Linked DNA regions of Homo sapiens: region 2 is linked to region 1. The links are chromatin loops, found by intact Hi-C in ENCODE. Cell type or tissue: adrenal gland. All regions are shown on one strand. Each heading gives the region's core, and the rest is flanking DNA. Links, peaks and the distances in the headings are about the cores only.

Region 1 (2,744 bases), core at 245-2,744:
GTCCACGCCCCCTTGCCGGGGCAGCCTGGGAGGACACTGGCCAGTGACCAGCGACAGGAGGCCAGAGGGCGCTCCAGGAGTTTTTCAGGCCACGATGTGGGTCCCCCAGTCAGCAGATGCCACGGGAGGGCCAGGGGCTGCAATTTATCCCCTCTGCCCACAGCATCCCCCAAGAACAGAAAGACTTTGAATAGCATCACTGGTTTATTCCGTTTCATCCAGGGCAGCTGTTTTAAAAACCCGCACACAGGACAGTGGCTGTCTCTGCCGCACGTGATCTACATAACGCCATGCATAGATCATCAGCACGAGGCAGGTAAGGGCTGCAGCTGAGTCAGGATCCACTCAGGCTTACGTGGTCTGGTCCTCAGCAGACCCTTCCTAGAAGACACGAAAACACATTCCGCCTTCCAAGTTTCTAAACCAGAAACACCTGCGTTTTGAAACAGGTGGTCAGGTACTAAACGGAGAGGGTGTACCACGTGGGAGGGGCCTTGGCATGTCTAGGCACCAGGAAGACTGTGCTCCAAATTAGGATGGGCCCTGGCTGGCTCCCGGGCAAACTGAGGCAGAGGCCCCTGTTCTTTTTTTTTTTTTTTTGAGACAGAGTCTTGCTCTGTTACCCAGGCTGGAGTGCAGTGGCGTGATCTCGGCTCACTGCAACCTCCGCCTCCCGGGTTCACGCCATTCTCCTGCCTCTGCCTCCCGAGCAGCTGGGATTACAGGCGTGTGTCACTACGCCCGGCTAATTTTTGTATTTTTAGTAGAGACAGGGTTTCACCATGTGGGCCAGGCTGGTCTCGAACTCCTGATCTCAGGCGATCCGCCCACCTCTGCCTCCCAAAGTGCTGGGATTACAGATGTGAGCCACCACACCTGGTCTGGAGCCCTCTGTTCTTAAATACTCTTCAAAATCAGGCTAAACCTCCAGAAACCGAATTTCTAGGCTGCAATGGCATTCCTCATCGCCCATGCTGCCCTTCAAGGCGTTTCTGCAGCTCCAACAACAGCTCACCCTCCGTCTCCCCACAGGCTCTGGGGTGACCCTGAGGTTTCCTCTCCCGGCCACCATGGCCCTACCAATGGTCACTGCTATTCCCACAGCAATGGTTTGCCTCATGCCTCGAAACTAGAAAGGCTGGAGCTGGGAGAACGAGAACCCTAGGAGAAAGAGAACAAGAAATTCCAAGACTGTCATCCTCCTAATCAGAGGGCTAGACTTGGATGTGGCTCCGTCCCCACCCATGTGCCACCATCACTGGGCACTTAATACCTGCCTGGATGCTGCCAGGCCAAGAGCTCTGCCTGGGGACCAGGTACAGTAACTGGCCCCCAGATGGCACTGGAGATGCGTTCCACAGTCTGGGGAGTGTGGTACTGCGTGGGCAGGGGCACAGATGGTCCAGGAAGGTAGGTGGCAGGAGAAGGCCCAGCAGGGCCCCTCCCAAAAGACTCAGGCCAGAGTAAGGGCCTGCTGCCTCTCCCAGCCGTGGGGAGCCGTTTGTTTAGGAGAGCCAGCCTGTCTTCTTGACCCAAAGCCACTCCTTGGAGGAACGCTGACATGCTGACATTCTTTTTTCTTTATTTTCTTTTTTTTTTTTTTAGAGACAGGGTCTCACTCTGTCACCCAGGCTGGAGTGCAGTGGTACAATCATATTTTAGCTATTTTTCTTTTTTTTGAGGAGTCACCCTCTGTCGCCCAGGCTGGAGTGCAGTGGCACCATCTTGGCTCACTGCTACCTCTGCCTTCTGGGTTCAAGTGATTCTCCTGCCTCAGCCTCCCAAGTAGCTGGGACTACAGGCGAGCGCCACCACACCCAGCTAATTTTTTGTATTTTTAGTAGACACAGAGTTTCACCATGTTGGCCAGGCTGGTCTCGAACTCCTGACCTCAAGTGATCCACCTGCTTTGGCCTCCCAAAGTGCTGGGATTATAGGCGTGAGCCACTGCGCCCGGCCACTAGCACAGTTATAGTTCACTGCAGCCTCTACTTCCCAGGCTCAAGCAATCCTCCCACCTCAGCCTCCCAAGTAGCTGGAACTACAGGCATGCACCACCACGCCCAGCTAATTTATTTTTATTTATTATTTTTTGAGACAGAGTTTTGCTCTGTTGTCCAGGCTGGAGTGCAGTGGCACGATCTCAGCTCACTGCAACCTCTGCCTCCTGCGTTCAAGCGATTCTCTTGCCTCAGCCTCCTGAGTAGCTGGGATTACAGGTACCCGCCACCATACCCGGCTAATTTTTTGTATTTTTGCTAGAGATGGTTTCACCATGTTGTTGCCGAGGCTGGTCTTAAAGTCCTGATCTCAAGTGATCTGCCTGCCTCGGCCTCCCAGAGTGCTAAGATTACGGGCGCGAGCCATTGCACCCGGCCTGGCTAATTTAAAATAATTTTTTTAGACATGGGGTCTCGCTATGTTGCCCAGGCTGGTCTTGCACCCCTGGGCCCAAGTGATCCTCCCACCTCAGCCTCCCAAAGTGCTGGGATGACAGGCGTGCCCCACCTCGCCTGGCCGATGTTGATATTCTTTAGCAAAGCGAACACATATTAAACCGTAAGAGGCGTTTCTACAGGCTGCAGGAAAGTACATACATGCTGGAGGGCAAAGGTCGCAGACAAATGTCTGCAGGGGACACAAAGGACGAACCCCTCAGAAGACACGGGGCTCTTCTCCGGCCCCCGGGGATGCCACAACTTTCTCGTGGGGACCCTTGGTGTGACTCCCCTAGGGCCCCTCAG
Region 2 (3,009 bases), core at 209-2,708, 160 kb after region 1:
CTGTCCTCCCAGGGTCCCCACAGTTTCCGGAATGCCCCTCCCTCGCAGCTCCTGGGATCACCATCTCATCTCTCCTCTGGGATCCAAACCATGTAATTAAATGCCAGGTAAAAATAGCTGCCCCATTTCTGTGAGATCATCTGCGAGGCCTCTGGGCCATAGGGCACCGTGGGAATTCCCTCTCTCCTTGGGGCAACCTCGCCATCAATCTGCAGTCAATAACCAAGGGACAGCCCCAGGGACAGAACAGGGCTCCCGGCTGAGCCTGCTTAGCTTCAAGGACAGGTTTCCAAACCAGCGGTCTCCTAGGAGACTCCTGCCTTGGTACTGGGGGAGGGGAGTCGGGAGTTTGGAAGGTTTCCTTCAAGAGGTGGTTATTGCGTTGGGCTTCATGAGTGCAAAGAAAATAAAGAGGGTGCTGGGGGCCTGAACAATGAGTTGGGGGCAGGACTTATCAGGACATTGGCAGTTGGGTAGTGGTGGTGGTGGTTAGAGTTCACGAAGGTGGGGGAAGGATGGGGACTGAGGAACCCACGAGCTTTGCTCATGCCTGACCTTTTCCCTGCCCCGTGCTTCCTCCTTTCTTCCCTAACTCCTACTCACACTTCAATAATTAATCCAGAAGCCACTTCTTCCAGGAAGCCTCCCGACACCCCTCCTTTCTCCCTGATCCAGGCCAGCACAAGTGTCTCCTCTGAGCTCCCACAGTCTCCTCCTGCCTGTCTCTCTTGCATGGTGCCAGTTATAGGGTACTTCAAGTGTCTGTCCTCATGGCTGTCTCCCCATCTGACACAGAGAGTGCGCAGGGCAAAAGTCCAGGCTCCTGGAACTTGCTTCTTCCCTGAGGGGTGGAGACGGGAACACACCTGCCACCACCACCACCACCACCATGGCCTCCAGGGAAGGTCACGAGCCCAGGCCCAGGCCATGACCTGCAGGGGTGGTATTTCCTGGGGTGGGGGTGGGGCCACAGCTGAACCCATGAAACCCTGTCCCTGAGCTCCAAGCCCATCCATTTATCCAGTAGGCTAGTGCTCCTGACGGTGGCCACCTCTCTCTCTATACCATTAGGACCCCCAGGGGGCTCAGAGCCAGTGACTTGGCAGCCTGGGAAGGGTAGGTGTGGGGTCCCTGAGTGAGATGATTATGCCCCCACATGGGGCAGGCAGCGGCAGGCAGGAAGTCAGCCCCAGTGCCGAGTCCTAGACATCAATCCCTGTCGCCCCCAGCTCTTCCTCCTGGCTGGAGGAACCCTTGGTAGGGAGAAGGCACAGAGATGGGGGACAGGGCCCTGGGGGAGGCTCTCGCAGGTGGGTCTCAGGTGGCCCTCACTGGAGTGGGAGTGGAACTTAGAGAGGAATCTTCCAAGGGCATGGCAGGTGTGGCCAGGTCCTAGGCAGGGACTGGCCTGGGAGGCACTGGGAGGTTGGGACTGCCCTGACCTCTCCTACCTAACCCTGCAGGCCACCCAGGAGCCTGTGGGCCTGATGCCTGGCACAGAAGCCCTCAGTAGGTCCAGCCCCGGATGCAGAGGAAGCAGGTTGAGCAGCTAGAGGTATAAGTCTCCAAACAGCAGTGCCAGCAGGGAGGCCCCCACCTGGCTACAGATGGAGAGAGGGAGGCCCGGACATGGTTCTCTGTAGAGGGGAGGCTGCAAGACACAGGGAAGGGGGCCTGGCTGTGGCAGGGGCAGGAGTGCACTGTCCCCACCCATCTTTGGGACCAGAACTGGGGAGGAGACCCCATGTAGGGAGCTTGGCTGACCTGGGCTCAAGACGTGACCCCGTGGGTGCTCCCTGAGTGAGTGACACTGACCACACTCCCAACCTCTGAGCCCACTCTTCTCACTTTCTGACCACTCACTGGCAAGATGGCACAGGAGGTGGTGTCTGCAATGTTATAACCCATGTGCAGGCATGGGCAGGGCGGGAGCTCCTCCAACCTTGGTGCTGCCAAGGTTGGTGTTTCAAGCCCTCTCTAGGGACTTTGCTCTTCCGACTATTCAACATCTCCCCTCCCTTTAGACCGTGCAAAACCCTCTCTTCTGGCTGGATGTGGTGGCTCAAGCCTGTAATCCCAGCACTTTGGGAGGCCGAGGCAGGTAGATCACTTGAGCTCAGGAGTTCGAGAGCAGCCTGGGCAACATGGTGAAACCCCGTCTCTACTAAAAATACAAAAATTAGGCAGGTGTGGTGGCACACGCCTGTAGTCCCAGGTACTTGGGGGACTGAGGCAGGAGGACTTTAACCCAGAAAGTTGAGGCTGCAGTGAGCTGAGATTGCACGACTGCACTCCAGCCTGGGCAACAGAGCGAGACTCTGTCTCAAAAAACCAAACCGAAACAAAACCTTCTCTTCTCCCAGGAAAACTTCCCTATACTGCTCTCCCCCTCTGATCTCCAAGACCCTATGGTCTTTAACTCTCTTGGTGGTCAGCTCTCCTCCTATGGTCCCAAGGTGTCCAAACAGACCAGCTGAGTTGGTGCCAGGCAGTGCTGGACTGGGCTCTGGGAGATCTGGACTCTATCCTGGGCCGGGCCCTGTGTCTCTTGGTGCCTCCACTTCCCTATCAGTAAAATGGGATTGCTGGAGCTGTGTGTGGCTTCTAGGGGCTCCTGATTTTGATGCAGAAGTGATGGCCTTGGACATTGAAGACTGGGCTGTCATTCCATTGGGACTAGGGACAGGTAGGGGGTTGCCTCTCCCCCTCACAGGCTGCTTCTCTGAGGACTGGCGTTGGAGACAAAGGAAGCCCAGCCAGGGCCCCCTGTGGTGCTGGCCCTCCTCGGAGCACTGGGCGGGTAGACCACCCTCCCCCCATCCATTACACCCCCCCACCTCCGGTTTTTCTAGGCTCAGCTGGGCTGTCTGCCTTCTCCTCCTGAAAAAATGTGTTTTTTTTTTCCCCATCTCTGATGGGATGGGGGCTTCAGAGTGGTTTTTGGTGCTGGGGGATGGAGCGAGGAGGGCAGGGGAAGTCTAATGGAGTCCCTGCTCATCGCCTTTCCAG

What was found. Peaks named below come from ENCODE experiments on the same cell type or tissue, not always from the same donor. Only the 100,000 strongest peaks of a DNase experiment are listed, where the experiment ranks them.
Region 2: it touches region 1 in a loop (2.1-fold over the local background); 17 of 110 quality-filtered maps call a loop at or near these places.

What each region holds. Positions count from the first base shown.
Region 1 is chr7:102,449,057-102,451,800 of GRCh38, reverse strand. It overlaps ORAI2 (ORAI calcium release-activated calcium modulator 2), which reads right to left. Exons shown (of 4, transcript NM_001126340.3): 4 at 1-2,744. Among named protein-coding and RNA genes, the nearest start is that of ALKBH4, 14 kb to the left of the region's middle. RefSeq lists an enhancer at 1,219-1,278. In adrenal gland, for the core only: a CTCF peak has its summit at 1,364 (motif pointing right); no DNase peak of the experiment used is centred there.
Region 2 is chr7:102,293,365-102,296,373 of GRCh38, reverse strand. The region is part of intron 1 of SH2B2 (SH2B adaptor protein 2); the gene reads right to left. Among named protein-coding and RNA genes, the nearest start is that of MIR4285, 1.8 kb to the right of the region's middle. RefSeq lists an enhancer at 1,517-2,270. In adrenal gland, for the core only: no CTCF peak of the experiment used is centred there; no DNase peak of the experiment used is centred there.